Linked DNA regions of Mus musculus: regions 2 and 3 are each linked to region 1. Evidence: chromatin loops called from intact Hi-C (ENCODE). Cell type or tissue: heart. All regions are shown on one strand. Region 1 overlaps Fbxo42 (F-box protein 42). Region 2 has its middle 4.6 kb from the start of Fam131c. Region 3 has its middle 4.4 kb from the start of Gm13056.

What was found. Peaks named below come from ENCODE experiments on the same cell type or tissue, not always from the same donor. Only the 100,000 strongest peaks of a DNase experiment are listed, where the experiment ranks them.
Region 2: a loop joins it to region 1, with 8 times the contacts of the local background. A loop is called at or near these places in 13 of 42 quality-filtered maps.
Region 3: a loop joins it to region 1, with 2.8 times the contacts of the local background. A loop is called at or near these places in 10 of 42 quality-filtered maps.

The regions. Positions count from the first base shown.
Region 1 is chr4:141,201,137-141,209,136 of GRCm38, reverse strand. It overlaps Fbxo42 (F-box protein 42), which reads right to left. Exons shown (of 10, transcript NM_172518.3): 10 at 5,075-8,000. Among named protein-coding and RNA genes, the nearest start is that of Cplane2, 8.8 kb to the left of the region's middle. In heart, a CTCF peak has its summit at 4,284 (motif pointing left); a DNase peak (open chromatin) is centred at 6,776.
Region 2 is chr4:141,359,554-141,367,553 of GRCm38, reverse strand. No RefSeq gene overlaps it. Among named protein-coding and RNA genes, the nearest start is that of Fam131c, 4.6 kb to the left of the region's middle. In heart, CTCF peaks have their summits at 4,164 (motif pointing right) and 6,500 (motif pointing right); DNase peaks (open chromatin) are centred at 4,243 and 4,743; H3K27ac peaks cover 1,854 bases; H3K27me3 peaks cover 3,636 bases.
Region 3 is chr4:141,270,046-141,278,045 of GRCm38, reverse strand. No RefSeq gene overlaps it. Among named protein-coding and RNA genes, the nearest start is that of Gm13056, 4.4 kb to the left of the region's middle. In heart, no CTCF peak of the experiment used is centred here; DNase peaks (open chromatin) are centred at 3,403, 4,545, 4,975 and 5,975; H3K4me3 peaks cover 1,236 bases; H3K27ac peaks cover 3,350 bases.

The sequences.
Region 1 (8,000 bases):
TGGATGTCACACATATTTCCTCCTTTGAGAGAAATCAATATTTACATGTTTAGAAGAAACCCACTTAAAAATGGGATTGTGGTATATACTGATGGATCAAAAACTGGCATAGGTGCCTATGTGGCTAATGGTAAAGTGGTATCCAAACAATATAATGAAAATTCACCTCAAGTGGTAGAATGTTTAGTGGTTTTAGAAGTTTTAAAAACCTTTTTAGAACCCCTTAATATTGTGTCAGATTCCTGTTATGTGGTTAATGCAGTATGACAAATAACTCAGCTGGGATGTGAACAAAAGTTTCCGGGATTGTGTGTTATTTCCATTCAGTATGTTAAATTTACTAGGGCAGCTAAATTGTCAAAAAGTCTTTTTCAGTATATGTTACAGAATTGGATGGCTGAATTTGAACAGATCCTTCGGGAATTGAGACTTCAGGTCAACTCCACGCGCTTGGACCTGTCGCTGACCAAAGGATTACCCAATTGGATCTCCTCAGCATTTTCTTTCTTTAAAAAATGGGTGGGATTAATATTATTTGGAGATACACTTTGCTGTGGATTAGTGTTGCTTCTTTGATTGGTCTGTAAGCTTAAGGCCCAAACTAGGAGAGACAAGGTGGTTACTGCCCAGGCGCTTGCAGGACTAGAACATGGAGCTCCCCCTGATATATGGTTATCTATGCTCAGGCAATAGGTCGCTGGCCACTCAGCTCTTATATCCCATGAGGCTAGTCTCATTGCACGGGATAGAGTGAGTGTGCTTCAGCAGCCCGAGAGAGTTGCACGGCTAAGCACTGCAATGGAAAGGCTCTGCGGCATATATGAGCCTATTCTAGGGAGACATGTCATCTTTCATGAAGGTTCAGTGTCCTAGTTCCCTTCCCCCAGGCAAAACGACACGGGAGCAGGTCAGGGTTGCTCTGGGTAAAAGCCTGTGAGCCTAAGAGCTAATCCTGTACATGGCTCCTTTACCTACACACTGGGGATTTGACCTCTATCTCCACTCTCATTAATATGGGTGGCCTATTTGCTCTTATTAAAAGGAAAGGGGGAGATGTTGGGAGCCGCCCCCACATTCGCCGTCACAAGATGGCGTTGACATCCTGTGTTCTAAGTGGTAAACAAATAATCTGCGCATGAGCCAAGGGTATTTATGACTACTTGTACTCTGCTTTTCCCGTGAACGTCAGCTCGGCCATGGGCTGCAGCCAATCAGGGAGTGATGCGTCCTAAGTGAAGGGTCACTCCTCCTTAAAGGGGACGGGGTTTTCCGCCATTCGCTCTCGCTGGCATCTCTCTGGCTCTGCGCGCCCGGCGCTCGCTCGCTGCCTAAAGATGTAAACAATAGAGCACGCTCTGCGCTTTGGCGCGCCGGAGCTCTGGCTCCTAAAATTATTGAGGGGCTTTCGTTTTTGGGGCTGGGCGCTGGGCGCTTGCTCTCCTGGCTCCCAAAGATGTAAGCAATAAAGTTTTGCCGCAGAAGATTCTGGTCTGTTGCATCTTTCCTGGCCGGGCGTGAGAACGCGTCTAATAAGACACATAGGCACACACAGACACACATGAAATAAGGGGCTGGAGAGATGGCTTAGCAGGCAAGAGTGTTAACTGCTTTGTCAGTCTGTCAGAGGGCTGGATCCCAGCACCCACATCTAGTGGCTTACAAATGTGTGTAATTCCAGCTCCAGGGGATCCATCACCCCCCTTTTGTTGTCCATAAGTATTTCTCTGTCTGTCTGTCTGTCTGTTTAAAAAAATTAAAGAAAATCCTGTTGGAGAGCTCAACCGCCCCATGGGCACACCCCTCTCTGCTTTGCTGTTTATAGTCTCATCTGGCCCAGGTCCCCGACCTCCAGGCTTAAGTGTAAAGTCCACAGGACAGGGTGCCACCTGCCAAGCAGCAGATACAATGCATGTGTTGAGCGCAGTGGTGGGTACTGTAAACTCCCCCACCAGCAGTTCCTTGGCCAAGAGGCTGAGCGCTTTATTCCCTACATGTCTGTCCCCTGTGCTGCACATCTTGAACATGCAGTGCTTCACCACTCAGCCATCCCACCACGTTCCTTGGTGATGTCTTCTCCCCAGTACCACCCTGCTCCCCACCCCACCCCCACCCCCGTTCAGGCACGGGTTTCTGGGCTCATCTCATTTCACTCTAGAGATCCAGCCTGTCCTTCTCAAGGCTCTTGAGGGATCCATCAATGTCTCTCACACTGACGGGCATTGGCAAGGGCTTCTCGATGTACTAGGGTACCTGCTCTGGTACTCCTGGCACTTGCTACCATCCCAGGTGGAGCCCCGCTTTCTCCTTTCAAAGCAGGCCAGGGTTTAGGGGGAGGCTTGGTGAGGACACCTGCCTTTTAAGTACAAGGTTCCATCTCTTGCAGAGGGCGGGAACTGATTGGAACAGGCCTACCTTTCCTTTCCTTTTTGTGACAAGGTTTCTCTGTGTAGTCCTGGCTGTCCTAGAACTTGCTCTGTAGACCAGGCTGGCCTTGAACTCAGAGGTCCGCCTGCCTCTGCCTCTTGAGTGCTGGGATTAAAGGCATGCACCAAAGATACAGGCAAGCATTTTCATCATCTTCAGGACTTGTTCAATGGTAGTGTGTGCTTCAGTGTGCACAGGATCTTGGGTGTAACTGAAGGCCCAGCCCCCCCCCCCCCAAAAAAAATCACCACACACCACCTCCTGCCTCATTCAGTCGGTCTCTGAATCAGTCACTTCACTTCCATAATTTCAGGTAAACTCCGATCCAGCTACTTCTCATTTTCGACAGCATTAACATGCCAAGTTTCTTCGTCCTCATCTTTATTTCCTTATTTATCCATCCATTTATCCATCCATGCATGCATCCATGCATGCATCCATCCACCCATCCATGCACCCATGCATCCATGCATGCATCCATGCATGCATCCATCCACCCATCCATGCACCCATGCACCCATGCATCCATGCATCCATGCATCCATGCATCCATGCATCCATCCATCCATCCATCCATCCATCCATCCATCCATCCATCCATCCATCCATCCATCCATCCATCCATCCATCCATCCATCTATCTATCTATCTATCTATCTATCTATCTATCTATCTATCTATCTATCTATCTATCTATTTTTTGAGACAGGATCTCCCTATGTAGCCCTGACTGTCCGGGAACTTTGTAAACCAGGCTAGGCTGCCCTTGAACTCAGAGATCCGCCGCCTGCCTCTGGCTCTCAAGTGCCCGGCCCCTCTCTTGTTTTAATCTCCGGCTCCCCCAGCCTTGGGGCTAATGTTCAGTGTTGCAGGAGGTTTACTTTAATGCCAGGGACTCACGGAAGGAGAGATCACCTACTCACAGGCCATCTCTCACAACGTTCTGCTCCAGGGAGAACTCTGCACTGAGCCCTTCGATGCTGGTCCCGTCTTGAGAGACCAGATTGTCTCCTCCTACAGGAATTCTGGTTATGATCTTTCCCTGCCACATGTGAGGAGGAATTGTGACTGTCACATTGTTGTAGAATACTGTCTGCCAAGTGAAACAGCCATTACTAGCTTAATCAGAGTACCTGAGACTACAGAGGAGACCCCTCACAGCAGCGAGGAGGGACGACAGACCTTCCCCAGGTCCCAGCCATCACTCTCTCTTGTACCCCCACCCAACTGTACCGACTGCATGTGATCTCGGAAAGTAGAATATACAGGAGGAAGATTAACTAAAGAGTGAACGTCATCTCTGCAGTTTTGGGGAGGCCATCATTTATGTTGGGGTGAAACTTCTCAGTGTTTCCGCTGTCTGGGGGTCGCTCACACTTTTATATGGAAGCCCAGGGAACTTGTAGTTCACTAGCTGGGCTTGAATGGAGTGGTTCCGCTGTCCTGTTGCTACTGGAGTGTAGAAACAGCTGAGGAAGCTGTAAGCTCCCCAGGGTATGTTTCTTTGGGTTACCAGTGTCCTGTTGCCTTAGGGTGAGGGTCAGTAAACACTCAAGGATCTCCGGGTCCGTTCCACCCTTTTCGTGGGCAGCAGAGCATGTTTTCAGCAGTCTTCATTTTCTCTCCTGCAGCACGTAGGCAGGTGGGGCCCCTGAGGAGGCTTTGCTGTGTTGGGCTTGTAAGGGTTAGCCTGGGGGTGGGACAGGTGGGACAGGCTGAGACAGGCTGGAAAAGGAGGAAACCAACCAGGGTAGAAAAGGAAAACACTGGGTAAGCTGTCCTCTTTCTCCACTGTTTGGGACAGAGCATGCAGGTGCACTCAAAGCCTTTCCTAGGGTTCCCCCGGGTGGCCGCTGGGGGTAATCATATCTATTCAAGCGCATGGAGATCTCATTCCTAGTCTTAAGTGTGAAGCAGCTGTCACTCCTCCTCTGCAACTCATCAGTCCCCACTCAAACTCTCCCAGCAATGCTGCAGTCACCCCCACACGCATCCACTGGAGATACTATATGTAGATGGGCTAATAACAGCAAAGGGAAGCTCCCCCTAGGGGCAGAGGGAGTGGAAGAGGGGCAGCCCCAGGCATGTGTGGCAGCCCTACACCAAGGGCAGTCTGGTGAGTATCTTGTCTAGAGCCAACAGTACTCCAGCCCATAGCTTTTACGAGATTTTTTTCAGATTCCCAGAAGATAAAGGCTTAGGCTCAGGGTGGTCACCTGGGCTGGTGAATCTGCATTGTCTGTCTGTCTTTCTTACACTCACACTGAAGGAAGCTGCCCTGCTGGGGAGTACTGCTGGGCCAAGCCATGCACCACACTGGGACACTTCCTCCACCTCTCCGGCATCTTCCTCATCCAGCAGGGCAGAGGCAAGTACGCAAGTACACAGCTGGTAAGACCCGAACCCAGGGTAAAGCAGCAAACAGAAAACGGTATCTAAACCTGTGTCCTCACCACCAGTTGCTGTCCTGGCCCTCCGTACACCTCTGCTCACTTCCCTTAGAATCTGCACCACAAAGTCCTTCAGGCATGATGGGGACAGGGACAGCATTCTCACTCAGGAAACCACCTTCCCGGCCACCCTCCTTCCCCCCACTGCCCTCCATCCCAGGGACGCCCCCCTTTCTTTACTATACTAATAAAACAGTTAAGACAATTCAGTCCGTTGTTTTATTTGTTAAACTGCTAAAAAGTCATCGGGGGAAACATTAACAAAAATGAAATGGACAGATTTAAATATCCATGGAATCCATTTTCATTCCCACACTGTGATGTGCCTAAAATGACTATGGGGGGAGCCGCCTGGCACCCCTGAGTTGTATGGGAAACATCACTCACAGCACCAGCTTTGTCAGGGCACGGTGGGCGTGCACCGACGTGAGCCCTGGTTGGTAGGAGGGGGCAGAGCGAGCACAGTGGAGCCAGAGGTTGGCTTTCATTCCCAAGGATGGGGCTGCTGAGAGGCCACCTGCAGATGACAGCAGAGCAGGCCTTAAGGCAGTCACCAGGCCAGGCTTCCTTACCCTGGACTCCTTCAGATCCTCCCCGCTGTCATTTTTGCTGGTGACCACAGATAATGCAAATAGAGTACGTCACCATGCCAGAGTCACCATGAGGACAAGGACAGACAGATGGACAGACTGAAGAGGAAGGGAAAGGCGAGGCAGAAGGAACTTATAAAGACAAAGTAAAGGGAGCGCCCCCTCGTCCCACTGCGGCGGCTGTCTGTCTTTCCAGGCTGAGCCTCCTGCAATCCTGCCTTCTCTCCTCTTCTTAAGTTAGGGGAGTTCCGAGACCGTTCCTCCACAGTTCATGCTTTCAGTTCTCGCCAGAGCTCAGACATTAAAATGAGAAGGCTGGCAGGGCAAGCCCAGCATTGCCTTCAACAAAACTCCAGTTTCCTTCTACCTTACTGGTGCTCCCAAAACACGGGGCAGGTGGGGTTGTGGAGCCCTCGTCCCAAACAAGGAAGAAAGGCAGCAACAGGAGTGAGAAACGAATGCTCTCTGCCGCACACTATGTGGCATGCATGACCAGGAAGCTCTGTGCAGGAGCAGAGCAGCGCCCAGAACTCTCACAGGCCAACCAAATGACTGAAGTTAATATGACCGAGGGCTCTCAAAGGCACACTTGCAGGAATGGAAAGGGTTAAAGCTTCAAGTAGAAACAAGATGTATTTTAAATACTTAAATACTGATAAATATTTTCTTTAGGTGCTCCTGAGGGTTCAAACAAAATATTTTGTCTCATGTCTCTTGGTGAATTTTAAGACAAAATTGGTATCGTGTCAAAAAAGGGGTGGTGGTTAAATCTGAACTGACAGTGTTCTGTGGACACTGAGCTCTGCTAGCGTACTGCAAGTTGTAGGACGCACACAGCCTCATGAGGCTGAGGAGACCACAGTCTCCACTGCTGATTCACTTCCCACAGCAACATCTACAGCACTCAGGGACCATCAAGTCCCAAATGGCTGGTTGCAGTCGAGGCTCATTCTGTTTTCTCTGGAGGGACTGCAGAGATCTCAGGCAGAGGAACCCATAGCTTTCTAAGAGGTTAAGATTTCTGTTGCCTGTCTACTTGGGAGAAGTCGAAGAATCAACAGTTGACAGCCAGCTTAGGAAGGCCACAGGGGAAAGAGAAAGACTACAAAGTAGAGATTCTTAACTTTCAGGTGTCCGAATGCTTGATGTTTCAGTAGAGACCAAATCCAGAGGCGCCATCCACACGCAAACACCACAGAGAGGGTTCAGCAATGCTAGGCTGCTTATCTGCTGGCCTTATCTCTTGAGTCAAGATCCCACAGGATCAGTCTTGGCCAAAGGACTGGTAGTAGCAACAGAGCAGGCAGCTGGAGCAGTGGGACACACAGGAAGTAGGCACAGGGGTGCTCCCTCGGGAGCGGCTCCAGATCGAATACCCCTCCTCTAGAGTTGGCCTTTTCCAAGTTTCAAAACAGGAGGGCTCTCTTGCCAAGACCAGCAGAGCAAAGCTAAAGGCTAAGGAAAGACTGAGCATGGAGCAGGAGACACGCTTGTCGGAAGGTGAGTGCTGGCCATGAGCCAGACGAGCCGCAGCAGGCTCGTGCCTGGGAGATGCGGGGACAGGGGAATGGGAGACTGCCGCTGGGAAACACGCTGCTGTCCTTTCAATTTCAGTTTTAAAGGTAAAATAAAAATGCTTTATCCACTGATGAGAAACCACCAAACCATAGTTGCATGGCCATTTGAAATAACCTTTTTTGATTTCTCCTATGTCTAGGCTGTGGCTTAGAGACCAATAATTTATAGCTTTCTCTATGAACAAACAAACCAACCAACCAACCAACCAACCCCTCTCCTGGTTGGCTGCACCTCTTCTAGGAAATGAAGTGAAGGCAGCAAGGAAAGCTCTGCTTTGGGGGACACAAGAAAAAGACGACACAGCACTGCACAGCACAGAGGGCTGTGCCGCAAGTGACAGGCAGAGGCAGGAGGATCGCTGTGAGGTACATAGTGAGGCACTGCCTCAGAAAAAGAGAAAACTGGAAAAGGTGTCTTTCGATGCTTTACAGATGTCCTCTGTTTTGTTGAGACAGAGTCTCATCATATAACTCAGGCTAAGCCCAAACCTGAAGTCATCCTGCCTCTGTCTGCCCTGAGTGCTAGGACACAGGCGTGCACCAGCACACTGTGGTGGGTCCCGACGGGCCATGAGGATGCCGGGAGGCTCTAACAGCTCTGAATTCTGTGGACACTGGAGCTTTGTCAGAGAGGAAGAAGTTCGGAAGTTCGGATGCTTTACAAAGATGAACCAAAAAAACCAAAAAGTATAAGAAAACCTCCCAAAGCAAAGCACCGAAGGACAGGCAGCAGCCGGCAGACAGGAGAGGCCTCTGAGGACCCAGTTCTAAAAGGAAAACAACTATGGTTTTTGGCAACTTGCAACCAAACACGATTGTCGGAAAATTCCCTAATCAGACATTTGAATGTTTTGCTAAGACATGTAGGGAGAACTCAAAAAGACCAACGGACAGGAAGGAGGCAGACAGACGGATGGACGGCGGCTCTATAAACATTGTTTCAGCATGACTCCAGCACG
Region 2 (8,000 bases), 160 kb before region 1:
TTCCTGGTAAGTACCTTTAACCTGCCGAGCCATCTCGCCAGCCTCCAGGTCAGGGGTTTTTGATAGTCACCTGCTTATGGGAGGATGCTGGTCCAGGGAGGGAGTTCTGAGGGAGGACCAAGACACTGCATTAGTGGCCTCCTGGCTAGATAAGCGGTCTCATGCAAGAAGGTAGGCTACCTCCCAGGGCTCCTCTGGAGCAAGGAAGTATAGGCAAACCCTACCTAGGAACTTCTGTCATGGAATAGTGGAGGCTAATTGCTGGCACTTGTATGGCTGTTAGCGTGTGTGTGTGTGTGTGTGTGTGTGTGTGTGTGTGTGTGTGTGTGTGTTCCTCTTCTCACACATATGCACTGTGTGCATTCACATGCACTCATTTAGGATCCTGGAGAGAGTGGTCAGATGTGCTGTGACAAACCTTGCCAGGCCTGAAGCACCCTGTATCTGAGGTAAATGTCACCTCACCCCATCCTTGGACATTCCTGTTTCCAGACAGAGGAGTCAATGGGTCTGTTTACCAGCCCTGTATCACTAGAGACAGCCCTGGGGGATGAATATGGCTTAGAGCAAGGGTTTGAAGACCCTGTGCAGAGCAGAAGCCAGGCCTGCTGGGGCTGCCCAGGGCTGGGGACTCGAGCTATTGAGTAAAGTCAGAGTGGAGGTGGCCCCATGCTGTCTCTGGTGCTTTAAGACCTAGGTGTAAATGGAGACCTGGCTCATATAGACAGTGTTACTTAAACCCACAACTGAATCTGAAAGGAAAACACATGAATATCACTGCTCCATACACAACACAGGACAACAGGGGGCATGCATCACAGATAGCCCCGAGACCGGTGACTTACAGTGCACAGGAGCAGGGATGCCACCACTTGGGAGGTAGAATCAGGGTGGTCAGAAGTTCAAGGTCATCTTTGGTTACGTAGTGAGTTCAAGGTCAGCCTGGGTTACATGAGACCCTGCCTCAAAAAAGATAAGGGGGAAGAATATAAAGTATATGTAAGGATGTGCCTGGATTATGCGGAAATACCGTACCATTCTAACAAAGGGCTGGAACCCCTGGTGGCCGATAGCTCAAGGACTCCAAGGGTCGGCTGTTGTGACTTCAGCCTCCTATATCCACAGAGGCAACTAAAGACCAGCAGTCATGTGAAGTGCTGAGTACATGCAAGCATAAACCACACTTGAAAGTCTGTCTTCCAGTGTCCCATCCTGCCTGCTCTGGGCCCAGGTACTCTGCTCTCTAAGCCTGGCCTAGCTGAGGTGGCTGTGAGGGGACCGTCCTTTATCATAAGGACACCCAGGTGGCTCACTTGGTGTCAGGGTTGCTCCCACCCCTGTGTGGAGAAGGAAAGACAGATCTGCCTATGGCCAGGCTCTGGTCCTGTCCTGTGCATGAGACCTGGTACCAAGCAGGCAGATGTGTCTGCCCTTCTGACTGGATGTGGCTTGGAGGCACGGCTCTGACTCACCACGATGTAAGAGCGGGAGCTGGTCACAGCTGCTGATGTTCCTGCTGGCAGCCTAACAGCCTAGGGGCTGGGGTGGAGGTGAAGGAACAGGACCCGTGAGGAGCAGAGAGACAGGGCAGTTCCCGGGTAGGAGGTGCCTGGGATGGGGAAATGTGCATTGAATGAGCAGAAGGGTCATCTGTGTTCCCCGTGTGGCCAACTCAGGGACACAGGTCGGGGATGGGGTGGGTGCTTCTGCCCATCCCATGTATTTACACTGTTTAGCCTCCCGCTGATTCTATCTTGTCACTCTACAGCACTGGTACCGTCCTGAGAGACCAGGCCATACTGGGGGAAGGCGGGTGGTGGCTCTTCCTTGCATTCCCACATTCACCTTCCCAATCCTTGGAATTCTGCTGAAGCAGACGATGTGCTGACAGGTCCAAGATGTGTGGCTGCCCTCCCCGGGACAACGGTCTGTCCTTTCCCAGTTCACCCCACAGCCCATCTGCCCTGTGACCATCCTCTGACCTCCTCGGGTGTCCTCCCGACACACCCACTCATGGGAGAGAGGGGAAGAAACCTGGGAGCACCGTGCCTGGGGGTGCCCGTCACCCCTCATGTTCTTTTCTCCTGGCACAAGCTTGAGAACCCAGGCAGAGCCCCGTCTAGTGGCTGTCCATCAATGGGCAGACATCTGCAGCTCTGAGAGCCCGCCCTGCTGTGGGTATTGAAGCATGGAGAAGGGACATTACAGGGATGGATGGGAGAAAGATTAATCTGCAGGAGTCATTCCAGTGGTGAATCAGACCCGTGCCTGCCTGGCAGTCCCAGGGTCAGTGGGAACACGGTGGAGAGAGCCATGTGTGAGCTGAGCTCAGGGTCAGGACGGAGAGTGCTGCCCCTATTGCCAATAAAGCCTGCGAGGTGACAGCTCCTGCCAAGGGCCAAGGGGACATGGGGATAGCAAGTCTACAGTGATCCTGAAACCAGACATTGAAGGTTGGGTTGAGTGCTGGCAGCTAGAACTGGTGGGTGACTCTCTGTACACAGAGGATTGAAAACAGGGATACACTTGGGGACACTCTGGGCACATGTGACACCAGGGGAGCAGTAGGAGAGGTTGAGGTTGTAGACCCTCCCCCCCCCCGGACATTCTAGAGGATTCTCTATTAAGCACAATAGCAGCCATCCTCATCTGCTCGTATGTGCCCTGCTCGAAAGAGGCCATTGGCTTGCTGACCACTGATACTCCCTCGAGCAAGTGGATGGGAAGACCATGGGATCCTTGTCTGGGATTCCAGACGCTCCTCTCAACTCTCTGAGTGTAATTCTGCTCTCAGGGGTGGCTAGAATATATACACTCGGGAAAGTCGATTGAAGGGGGTTGCATCCATATGGCTATGGAGAAGCCGTCATCAGTCCTGGATGAAGTAGCTGCTGTATACTTTGGGACCCTCCCCCCTCGGTCTCCTGCAGGTAACTCCTCACCCACACTCTGTAAGCAAGCTCAATAAATTCATTGGCTCCCCGGGGCGGACTGTGGTGGAATCATACTGGAGTTTGCCATGAGACCTTGCGAGGAGTCTCTCCAAGAGAGGCAAAACCTGATAACAGGAACAGAAGAGGGCCTGGCAGAACTGAGTGGGCGTCCGTCTGGTAGCTGGGAGGACCCTTAGTAGGTGCTCAGTTAATAGGTGGTGACGGTCCCAGGTGTCAGGTCTAGAAGATGGATCATGGCCGAGACACCGTCGGGCTGCCCCTCACCAGCGGGCACTTGCTGAGCCCTGGTGTGTCCAGCAAGGGCTGTATGGTGTAGAGACTCCACCCTGCACACTAGAGCCTACAATGTCAGTGGAGGAATTCAATGCTGAGGTTTCTCAAGCAGTGATCAGGGTCCACTTGGAACCACATAGGGCAGGTGAAGCCCTTGTGAAATGGAGAAAGGACCTGGCCTAGTCTGGGGCTTGGGAGGCATATTCTGGGAGCAATGAGGGTGGAGCCAGCTGCCCAAGAATATATGAGACTCAGAAGGGCAGAGAGAGAGAGAGAGAGAGAGAGAGAGAGAGAGAGAGAGAGAGAGAGAGAGAGAGAGAGAGAGAGAGAGAGAGAGAGGAGTCTGCCAGTGGCCAGTTGTCCTGGGGGTGGGAGGGAGGAGAGACCCAGGAGATTGAAGAGAAGGCAAAAATCTTGGGTGGGTTCCAGCAATCAGAGCTTGAAGCCCTTCCAGAAAGATCTAGAAATAAGGCAATGTGCCTGCCGCCCTTGGAATATGTCCATTCTTGCCTGGATTGGGGCTCCCAACTGGACTCATAGGTCAGACGTCTCCCTGACCCCAGAACAACAGGTGAACTAGGATGGGGGGATGGGCATGCACACGCTCAGTCTGATGGGGGAGGCAGAGTCCTGAGGGATCTCTGATCGAGGCAGTGATAGCCACTGTCCATGCTCAGCCCTGGGATGGCAGCAAGAGAGAGTAAATACTTCAGGGAGTAAATAGTACTGTGGAGTAAAGAGGGCTATTAAGTTCATTTCTTAAATGCCTAGTGTAGGCCTAGTCAATGGTGGCTGCTTCCCAACAGGACCCCTTTCTCAGAGACCAGAAATTGGTGTTGTAACTCTAGTTCTAAAGATCTCTGCAGGCAGAGGAGCCCCTGCCGGAACCAAGGACTAAGTTGTCTTGAGCTGTACATGTCATACAACAAGTGACCACCAGGGGGCAGCCTGAGACGGCATCATTCTAAATCCTTTTCAGGTTGCTTTTTGCCCTTGGCCAATTGACACAGAAAGTACCACGCTGGCAACAGTGACCCAGCCAGGGCTCAAGGTTGTGCACACTGTGATCTGAACTTGGTACCCTGTGACGGGGAGGGACTGAAACATTGTCCCAGCCTCTGGTCACTGGCCCCGAGGTTTACCACGATTGTCTGCATGTGTCAACTCTCCTGAGCCACAACTCTAAGGCTGCATCCCTCCCCGCAGAAGGGGACCCTGTTCTAACAAAACATCTCTATATAGAATACGTCCCCTTCGGTCTGAGATCTGCATAGCCCTGAGCCCACTGTGCAGATGTGGAGACTGAGAACCAAGAGACCCCAGGATGCAGTGCGCACACGGGGTGGGGGTGGGGTGGCTGCATGTGGCTAGGTCCACCTTTTGGAGACCTACCTGGCTGGGCGGCCCAGGGGCTAGAGGAGGAGCCTGGAAAAGTCATGACCTCAGAAAGCCACACTCAGCTACTCAGGGGCAGGGGACTTCCAGTGAGAGTCTGATGTCAGAATCCTCACATATCCGGGTAGGCTAAGCAGAACAAGAGGTTCCCAGTATGGCAGAGGGCCAGCAGAAACCCCTCAGGAGCTGACTGCTGGACCCTGTCCTGAGCACTGGGGACATTGATATGAGGTTAGCCAGCCTAGAAGCTCACAAGTGCCATGACACCTGGTCGTGAGGATAGTCCTTACCATTAAGGAGCTCTGCTGGGCCAGATGGGACCTTGGTGACAATTCAGGCATTTGGGTTAATATCAGCATGGTGCCCCGGATGATGGCATCAGCCCATTGAACCCTCCAGTAGCCCAAGAGGTGAGCCCACGCCATGGTCACGTTAGAAACACACACCACTCAGTGATACCTCAGCCCAGTTCCCCTTTGTCATAACCTGTGAGATGACTCCAAACCCAGACACTCCTGGGACCAGCACTGCTCTCTCTATTCCATCTCTGGATATTTATGCAAGCCGTACACACTCCCACCCCGACCCCCATTCCCACCCCCACCCCACCCCACCCCGCTCCCTCCACCAGGCCACACCATGCATGCCTGTGCCTTGCATCCTGCCCCTTCACCTTTATCTTCATTCTCCAAACTTCCTGTAAGATGCTCACCACCCACACAACGGGATGTGGAAGAGAGGGTACAGGCGGGAGGGAGCCAGCAGTCCTGGAGATGGAAAGCCGGTGTTAGTAAACAACGGCTCACAGCCTGTTTCTATAAATAAAGTTTTATTTAAACACATTCACGCTTATTCATACACCTATTTTCTATAGCTGTTGTGCTTTATAATAGTGGAGGTGTGGCAGACGCGGCAACCCTCAAAGCTGAGAATGGAAATGTTTGCCAGTATCTGGCCGAGGGGATACCAGGCTCAGAAGCACCAGGAGGGGCATAGCAGAGGGGTGGGAATTGAGATTGTGGCTCAGACTGGCTGATTTTTTTTTTCTCATCCCCCTCCCCCCATCCCCACCCCAGGTGCCTGAGCAGGAGATGTTAAAAACACAATAGCTCGTCCTCTCTGAAAGTCAGGCTGGGTCTGGATTCTCCTCAGCAGCTGCTGATCATACCAGGCTGGCGGAGAGTCCTGCTAGCGTCTGCTCTTCGGGAGTTGAATGGGAACTAGATAGATGGACGGGGACTCTCTTCTCTGGGAGCTCACAGGACACTATGGGAAGATGTCCAAGCTGAAACCCAGATCAGAAGTCACGGCCAGTGGGATCTGCCCTTCCGCTCCTCCTCATGTGGTTTCCAGCCACTCAAGAACCATCCCCCAGTTGTCCTGGGGAGGGAGGGACACCTTGTCTATACAGGTTAGCAGAGACCTGTGATGTTTGATGAACTAGCCAAGCCCTTGGTCCATGTCTGCAGGCAAAGCTCAAATTGTCGTGGGAAAGCCCCCGATGGTATTTAGGACAATGGGTTCTAGCCCAAGACTTATTCGGACAAGTCTGTCCCTGCTGGGCCTCGGTGTGGTCGTCAGGAACCGGGGGGGGGGGGTGGGGGGGACTGGGGAAACACACCTGGAAGACCCTCCGGCTGCACACGCTAAGGCTCGCCTTTTCTCTTTTCAGGCCTCAGTTTGTCTCTGTAAAATGGGGACATGAATGATGGCCCTCCCACACTCTTGCAGCTGGTCCCAGTCCAGGGAGATCACAGATGGGAAAGCGCTTTGAGCTCCGTGGAAGAAAGGAATTCTATAAACCTAGGGGGTTATTATGCTGCGGATCTGGGAGCAAGCATGGGCTCGTACCCAGAGGTCTACAGAAGTTTAGTCTGGCCGGTAGAGGGCGCTATAGAGAAGCTGAGTCTTGAATTGGAATCCATTTGGTCCATGAGAGTTCAGCATAGACATCAGGTCTGTACTGGGGAGGATGGGGGACATGGCTGTGAATAAAAGGGGACCCACAATGCTTCGGTATAGTGGTGGGGCCTGGTCAGGGTAAGAACATGAAGCAAACTCATCTTAACACAGTGAGTTGGGAGCTAGGACGGGCACTAGACAGGCACAAGGACTCTCCTGCCTGGAAAGTTGAGCCTATGGAAAGTTGAGGAGAGATGTCAAGGCTGAGGCCTAGGTCAGAGCTTCAGGCTCCAGACTGTCTGTCCAAGAGAGCATGGAGAAGTGACACCTTCAAGTCCAGGATTAGACTGTGCTATCCGGGGGCAAGTTCCTTGTTTCTCAAGATGTCTAATCCTCCCCATAAAAGGAGACACATCATGACCAGAGGCTGCTATAGATCGACTGACCAATCCCTGAGTGACAGCTTTTAAATAGGGCTAGACCGTTGCAAACCCCATGCTGCCATCATGGGTTACTTAATGGTTAAATGCTGGTAGTAGGCTCTGCCCATTCTCCCTTCCCAGCCCTGGAGATATCCAGAGCCCCTGGGAAGTGTTATCTCCGCACAGGTGTGGGAGGGGCCAGCAAAGGGATCCCTGTGGGCCTTATCGGGTCCCCAGGACCCGGATGAAAGCTGATGGCTGTTCCCAGACAGTAGTTATCAGGATCATGTACTGGGAAGACCTTTCCTACTGATCTTGTACCCTACCCGGGTTGGTCTGGAGTGGCAGGGATCATGTCGAAGACAGAGTACAGAGCGGCAGGGGCTGAGGTTTGGAGAGGAGGAATGCCCAAGCTGATGGGAATGGGGAAGAAAGGGATTTGAAAGAAGACAGGAAGCAGCCAGTCTTCCCCAGCCCACTCTCCAGCATCCTCCTCCCATCTGAGACCCTCTCTGAACCGCAGTCTGCTTCTCTGTGAGACGGAAAAGTCGCCCCTTGGCTTCCAAGATTCCGTAAGATGGTCCTGCATCTCCAAAGAGTTCAAATGACCCCCTAGCAATCTAGGGTGAGGCCCCTCAGCTCACAAAGGCCTAGAGCTGGCTCTGTGCCTGCAGCCACCATTTCTTTTGTGTAGAAGACGAGTTTATGAAGAAAACTCCCAAAACAAACAGACCCCAGCTGGCCTCCCCTACCCAGCCTTGCCCTGCCCAGCCCTGCCCACTCCTGTCTTCCCAGCCCTGGATAGAGACAGGTTGGGAGGGGAGCCAGAGCCCTGGGAACCTGTTTTCCCAGCACAGGTGTGGGAGGGGGGTAGTAAGAGGTCAGGGTGGGCCTTGTGGGGACCCCAGACATGGAAGAGAATGATAGCTTTTCCAAGTAGCTGAGACAGTGGGCATGCAAGCAAAACACTCATGAACATAAAACAAATTAATTAATAAAAAATTAATTACAATTCTTGAGGGGTGTGGTATCAGCAATCCCAACACTTCTGAGG
Region 3 (8,000 bases), 69 kb before region 1:
CAGAGAGCTGGAAGGAGGCCCAGTACTAAGGGGGATGCCCATTAAGCACTTGTTAGTCGCCTACTGTGTCCCGAAGGCTCAAGATGGAAGTATCTATCTTACTCTACAGGGCTGGGGAACCCCGAGGGGAGAGTATCAGGGGGCCAAGCTTAGAAGCTCTCTGCAGAGTCTGGACATGGTCTCCTAGAGAAAGCAGCGTCTGAGATGAGCCCTGAAGGGCCAAGTCTAACCAAGCAGGAAGAAATTTTATTAATGTCACCCTCTACAGACCCACAGCCCAGTGAGTGGATGAGACAGATAGGAGCAAATGACTGTCATTGTCCCATCCCCAGTATGTGTGAGTGTGTTTGTGTGTGTGCCCATTGCTGGTGGTCCCACTTGGAGACCTCACTGAGACACTTCCAAGCTGTGTGGCTTCGGGCCAATGACTTAACCTCTCTGAGCTCCCATCCCTGAAACGAAGACAGTAACAGTTCAGGCTTCACAGGGCTTTTGTGTCAGCTCAGTAAGTTCACACAGGTTAAAGAGCCAGGGACAATCCAGGGTGTTAGTAAGAACCATAAATGCCTACTCTGACGTCATTATTTAAGCGCTAGCTCACACATTCACCTTCATTCATTCATTCACCCTTCACTGATTCACTTCCTCCCTCAGCTCACCACGCCCACACTCCTCCCTCGCCACCAGTCATCTGTTGGGCAATCCCCAGGTACACAGCGGCCTCCGGCCAGCTCCTGCTTCCCAGGCTATTCTCCCATTCCCAACTGTGCCTGCCACCAAGCTGCTAATGACTCTTACTGTCCTCTAATTCCCGAAAACCTCCAACAGTAAGGTCTGGGTTGGGACAACATGCTGAGAACGGAACCCAGGTGTGGGCCCTAAGCCCCCAGCTCCTTGGCCAGAGCCAGGCCTGGGCAGGGAGAGATGGCTGAACCCAGGGCGCCCACTGATCTCCACACCTCTCCTCTCTTTTCACTTTTAGTTTGGGGCAGGGCCTCACTAAGTTGTCCAGGCCTGAAGTTTTGCGATGCCCAGCAGCTAAAATACAGGCAGGTGTCATCAGATCTATCTTCCCACCCCACCCACCATCATCGTTATTCTTCAACAGGGTCTCACGTAGCCCAGGCTGGCCTTGAACTCTGTATGTAGACCAAGCTGGCCTTGAGTTCTATAGATGAGATGACATTGATTTTTTTTTTGGTCACTGTTGGGGTTTTGGTTTTTTTGGGGGTGTTGTTGTTGTTGTTGTTGTTGTTTTTGGTTTTTCGAGACAGGGTTTCTCTGTATAGCCCTGGCTGTCCTGGAGTTCACTTTGTAGACCAGGCTAGATTCAGACTCTACCTGCCGCTGCCTCTGCCTCCTGAATGCTGGGATCAAAGAGGTGAGCCATCGCCACCTGGCTGACATTGAACTCGATCGATTCTCTCTCTCTCTCTCTCTCTCTCTCTCTCTCTCTCTCTCTCTCTCTCTCTCTCTCTCTCTCTGTTTTTCAAGACAGGGTTTTTTGGGTTCTTTGTTTGTTTTTGTTTTCTGGGTTTTTTGTTTGTTTGTTTTGTTTTGTTTTGTTTTGTTTTCAAGACAGGGTTTCTCTGTATAGCTCTGGCTGTCCTGGAACTCACTCTGTAGACCAGGCTGGCCTCGAACTCAGAAATCCTCCTGCCTCTGCCTCCCAAGTGTTGGGATTAAAGGTGTGTGCCACCACTGCCTGGCTTGATCGATTCTCTTGACTTCGGCTCCTGCGAAAGCCCCAGACTCAAGCTAGCTCTGCTGCAGCTGGAAGCCCAGAACCTGCTGAGGGAGCTTCAGAGGCAGCTGATTGACAGCCAGCAGCACTGAGCAGAGAGCCCATGCTTTCCTTCCCTCCTTCCTCACAGGGCCTTGGAGAACAGGTTGGCCTGGGGAGGAACCTGCCACGATTCTGCAAGAGCCATTTCCTGAGTGCCCTCCTCATGTCCAGTCCCCTACGGGACACTTTAGATACTTTCCATAGCATCACACACGGTGGCTAACATCTCACCCACAAGGCAGCTGTGCCTCAGAGAAGTCGAGGGACTTACCCAGGACCGCACAGCAAGGAAACATGGTCCTGCATTCAAATCCATGTTTGACACCTCAGCCTAACAGAGACAACAGGGTTGGCATCTGGGATTGGAGAGCGGCTGGGTGGGGCATGAGGTGATGTTGGGGCCACAGGGTGGGACCAGAGATGAGAAGAGTGAGGAGCCACAGTACAGGGCGGGTAACGGGAACCTGGCCAGGCCAGGTCCTAGGCCCCTGGGCAGGCCCTGAACGCAGCAGGCTTGTCCTGTGGGGCTGCTTGGGCGATACCAACAGTGCCTGCTGACTCAGTGACTGCGTTGGCTTTTTCCTGGAAAACAGCAGCGGTGATGGGGGTGAGGAGCGCCGGGGAGGAAGATGAAGAAGATCCTGTTCCGGGAGAAGGAGGTGTAGGCACCTCTCCTGCTTTGCATACACAGAGTCCCGAGTTCAATTCTCCACACTTTCCCACACACTCCAAGTGCCTTGACACTTCCTCTGCAGACCCAAGAACCACCTCTGACCTATGATGGTACCAGCCGGGCACAAGTGCCCACCCTAGCCACACTGCACAGCTTGGGGGCCTGTCCCCACATGCCTTCCGCAGAGATCCATCTGGCCCCACCCTAAGGGGCAGTAGAGAAGGCTTCTGGATGACGGGGTCTCCTGGGCCATCTCCTTAGGGACTTGAGAGCTATATTTGCAGTGGGGACCAACTTTAGGGGCTCAAAGACCTCAAGGGATGTCGCCCCGCCTCCACTCCCAACCCCGCCCCAAGACTTCACACTGCTCAGCTGGGCCCAAGAGGATAGATGGAGTTCAAGAACACCCCAGTCCTCAGGCACCTGGCAGGACCAGTCACAGTCATTTGTCACACCCCAGAGGAGATAATGGGATCAGGGACTGTGGCCTACTGCACATTACATTGGCCCTCACACCCAGTGGGGGGCACGGGAAGAGTCCCACAGAAGCATTCAGGGGCCAGCAGAGGGATTGAAGCCAGGAGTGGGGTGTGGGCTTCCCCGGATTCATCACCCATGACTCTCAGCCTCCGTGGGGCTGCTGTGCTTAGGGTACTGTGCTGGCAGATGTGGGAACAGCTCGGCTCCCGCTCTGGTGCAGGGCTGGGAGGACGCCGGGAAGCTGGCTGGTAGGCGTGGGGAAGCTGGTGATTGACAGGCATGGAGAAGTTGACTGGCAGGCATGAGAAGCTGATTTCCCTGGTATAATATTCTCACCGTGGCCCGTCTGGAGCAACACAGGACTCTCCAGCAAGGGCTACTGGACAGCCCGTCCGACGAAGCCTCAGTCCAGCGTTAGTGGGTTCCTCCCCATCACAGCCGCCAGCCTTCCGAAGAAGCTGTTGTGAGAACAGCAGGCACCACGTGCTTTGAGAGCTAGGGAAGAGGGGAGGCTGGGGTGAGCTCACTATTGAGGAGGCTTTGGCTGGGAGATGTCTCAGTGGGTAAGAATGCTCGCTATGCAAGCGTGAGGCCCTGAGTTTGGGTGCCCAGGACCCACGTAAAAGGCTGGGTGTGGCTGAGCATGAACCCTCATAGATGAGGGGCAGAGACAGAAGACTCAGGACTCTGGCAAGGGAGTCGAGCTGGGTTTCAACCTCCAGGCTCAGTAAGAGAACCTGTATCAAGGAGATGAGGTGGATGGTAGGGGAGGACATTAATGGTCTCCACACACTCACCTACCTGTACAGCACACACAGGCACGCACAGATGCACACGCGCGCGCACACACACACACCCCATACATAGACACACACCACACACTATACATAGACACACACACGTGCCCACACACACCAAACATATACACCATACATATACACACACCACACATGCACCCACACAACATATATACACCATATATATATACATACCATACATACCACAAGCATACACACCACACACATTACATGCACACATACCATACACACACACTATACACAAACACACACACACACACATACACTCAGATACACAACACACACACTCACACACACTCTCCCATACACAGCACACACACCCTACATACAGAACACAGACCACACCACACATTCACACAAAGGGCTCCCTGGGGAGACAATATGTCAGGTAGGCCTGGGTTCCCGGGAGTCGTTTGCTGTGTGAGCTCAGACTAGTCCCAGCCCCTTTCTGAGATTTGGTTTCCTGCGTGGTCGAAATCTGGACGATACAAATAGAAAGGATTCCTGGGGCTTCTGCTAAAGGAGGCGCTTCGGTAAACAGCCTGATACTTTGGTAAACCACTGTCCGTGTTGGCAACTGTTCTGCCAAGAACTTGGGCAAGCTGCTGCAGCGGGCAGCCTAGGCCACGGGTCACGAGCCTCTGAGACTAGCTTATTCCAGACTTGGAGCAGAGACCAGTGCTGAACGGGCTCCTGATCCCAGAAGCTGTGCCTTCCCTCAGCTCCTGTCCAGCCTGCGGCAGCTGCCTCTACCCTACCCCACGACACAGTTGAGCATCAGGCTGACTCCATCCACCAACCAGCACAGGGAGACCACAGGGTGTGGCACGCAGTCCTCCAGCCCAGCCCCAGCCTCTGCTGCCCCCTGGTGGCTGCCTAAGAGAACTGCTTCTCCTACAGAGTTAGTGAACTGCCGCTGCTCGGGTCAGTTTGTGGAATACCTCCTCCCTCGATTTTAGGATGCGCTTAAGCAGAGGGCAGGATTCCGATGAAACCGGACGGCGCCGCTTTCCTATCGTTTTGTGCCTTGTGGCGCACCTGCGGAGGTGGATGACAAATCTGGGAGTCTCCTTCCGTGTGGGTCCTGTGGATTGAACTCAGCTGGTCGGGCTTGGAAGCCAGGGCCCCTAACTGCCCGGCAACCTCCTCAGCCCTCAGACCGGGTTTAATCAGAGGGAAGTGGGACCTTGGCAAGTCACCTCTCAGAGCCTCGGCTAGCTGTAGAACGGGATGATGAAATCAGGGTGGGAAGGATTAAGAGCCCTGAGCCTGGCGCCGAGGTTGAGCTGCAGACAACAGGAAGGCTGACTGTGGTTCCTAAGAATCACTGCCTCCGAGACCACGAGACTCCACCCCTTTGTACAACACTTCCTCTAAGTCTTATTCACTTATGTGTATGGCGTGGCTGTGTGTATGTGTGTGTAAAGGTGTGCCACTGAACAACTGTGAAAGTCAGAGGGTAACTTTCAGGAGTTTGGCCTCCCCTTCCATTCATTGTGTGTTCCAAGGACTGAACTCAGGTCATGGGGCCCACGCTCGAATATTTTAACCTGCTGTGCCCTCTGACCAGCACAACTCATTTATTCATTTATTGCTTTGTATGTGTGTGTGTGTGTGTTTTAAATTTTATATGTATGTGTGTAAAAACATGTGTGCTCAGATACCCACAAAGGAGATCTGACGTGGGTGCTGGGAACTGAACTCAGGTCCTCTGGAGAGCAGAAAGTGTCCTCAACTGCTGAGCCATCTCTCCAGCCTCCTCTTTTGTCTTTTTGAGACAGCCGAGGGTGACCTTGGAGTTCAGATCTTCTTAACAGCCCAAGTGCTGCCGGCATGCACCACCACACCTGGCTTTATTAACTGTTTTCGAGACAGGGTCTCGATGTATAGCCCAGTCTGGCCTCAACCTCTCCATCCTCCTGCTCCAGCTTGTAAGGCTGGGATTCCAGGCACACACCATTACAGGTGCTGGCACTGCCACCTTCCAGCCACACTGTTACCATGTAAGGAAACTGAGGCCCAACGGGGATGTGACAGCAGCCGTTTCATAACCCAGCCTGGAGCCCCCTGCCTCTCAAGATCCCTGGCCTTGCCCCTCATATCAGCACTGGGCCACCAGGCCCTGCCAATGACCATTCTCAGCTCAGGGGCAGCACCAGCCAACGTCTTGCAATGGCCATCCTGGTCACCCCCCTGCACCCCGCCCAAGCAGGCGCCTGTACATCCCGTTCTTCTTCATGCTCTGTGGTGAGAATTGCACAGCTCCACTTCCTCCACCCACCCATCTGTTTGTGACAGTCCCCACAGAAGGGAAAACCTGCCCGTGTCAGACCAGGGTCCCTCCTACCCGCATGTCACCCATTCCTTTTGTTCCTTCTCCCAAGAGTCATGAAACATGACCTGGGGAGGCCACTTGAGAAGGGGACCTTGGAACAGGAAAGAGTCTCTTGGGAACAGGAAATAAGTCCTCAGCCCAAGTTCAAACACAGGTCAAAGCTGCAAGAGTGGCCAAGCTGGTCTCTCGGTGCCCAGGACTGCTCAGCCAAGGCAAGACAGCTTCCTCCACAGCCTGAGGACACCCTGGCCACAGGGCCACCACGTTGTTCCTTGGGGACTGAAGGCTGCTGCTGAGGGGAGCAGAGGCGCATGGCTCTGACTCAGGGCTATACAGGCTTGGATGTGACTCCTGCCCCCACAGCCCGGGTCCATGTGTTCTCCATGCAGGGCCACAGCGCTAAAGGACAGGGAGGTCCCTGCCCTCATAGCCCAACAGGGAGAGACAGACAGTAAATGAACCTACAAATGAGCCAACAGGGAACACATGGTGCTGAGGAGAAGGGATGAGCACGTGTGCAGCAGCCACCAGGAGGCGAGTGGGTGGCACCTAAGGCCTGAGCTGTAAGGAGAAATCGAGGACGGTCTGCAGGGAGGCAGAGGCATACACCCCCCCACCCCCACCCCACCCCACCCCACCCCACCCCCACCCCCACCCCCACCCCACCCCCCAGACAGGGTTTCTCTGCGTAGCTCTGGCTGTCCTGGAGCTCACTTTGTAGACCAGGCTGGCCTCGAACTCAGACATCCGCCTGCCTCCCAAGTGCTGGGATTAAAGGCATACATTTTTTGTAACTTTTTTGTTTGTTTGTTTTGTTTTGTTTTGTTTTATTTCAAGACAGGGTTTCTCTGTATATCCCTGGCTGTCCCGGAGCTCACTCTGTAGACCAGGCTGGCCTCGAACTCAGAAATCCGCCTGCCTTTGCCTCCCGAGTGCTGGGATTAAAGGCGTGCGCCACCACGCCCGGCACAACCTATTTTTAATAAGGGTTCAACCGCTCCTGTAGCCCAGCACCCAGCAGAGGTGGTGGAAGAGAAGAGCTATGAGGATGTGGAGGAAGTGGACCTGTTCAGCAATAGTTCTTAGAGGGTGAGCCTGATCTTCATTGGCAGCGGTTCAGTCCTGTAGCAAACACCAAATGCAACTCAGCATCTGCAGAGCAGTCCTCGCAGCAGGCAGACACCAGGCACGAACCAGCAGCTGTAGCTCAATCCTGAAGAAACCACCAGGCTTGCCATCTGGCCTGAAGCAAGGCTGCAGAAGCAGCGAGCTGCCGCAGGAACCTCATGAGCAGTTCTTGAGTGAGTTTCTCTCGATGGCAGCGTTACCACAGGTTGAGTTAACAACGCTCTGTCAGGCGAACCGGAGCGTATGGGTGTCTTTCAACGAATAGCAAAGTTGAACAAACCAATGCTCAGTGCTCATCTCCCACTGTCTGTGGGGTCATATTTCACACTCCTTTATTGTAGCCGATCCCCAGCCCTGTGTAGGCTGCCTCAGACCTTGCTGCTACTGTGAATGAGACCACCTGGGGTGGAGCCTAGATGGCCCTATTGTTCTGTCACCTGCCACTGCTCTCAGCTGCTGCTAAGAGGCTGAACCTGTCCCCCTGAGATATTCCTGAGCTAGCCACAACCTGTGGACTTGGCGACCTAATGCTAATAGCTCTGACAGACTGTTGTTAACAACTTAGTAACAAAGCATCAAGAAGCCTGGCATGGCAGGGGATGGGTCTCCCCGCTTTATAAGCACAGACTCTTAGTAAACTTTGATCAGAAATCTGTCTTGATCTCTTTACTTCTCTCGACATTCTCTCCTATACAGCTCTGGCCTCCCACACAGGAACCCAGTTAGTGTGGCTGCAGGCGGCTATACTTCATCACAGGTCCTTTCACGTGTTTGCTATGC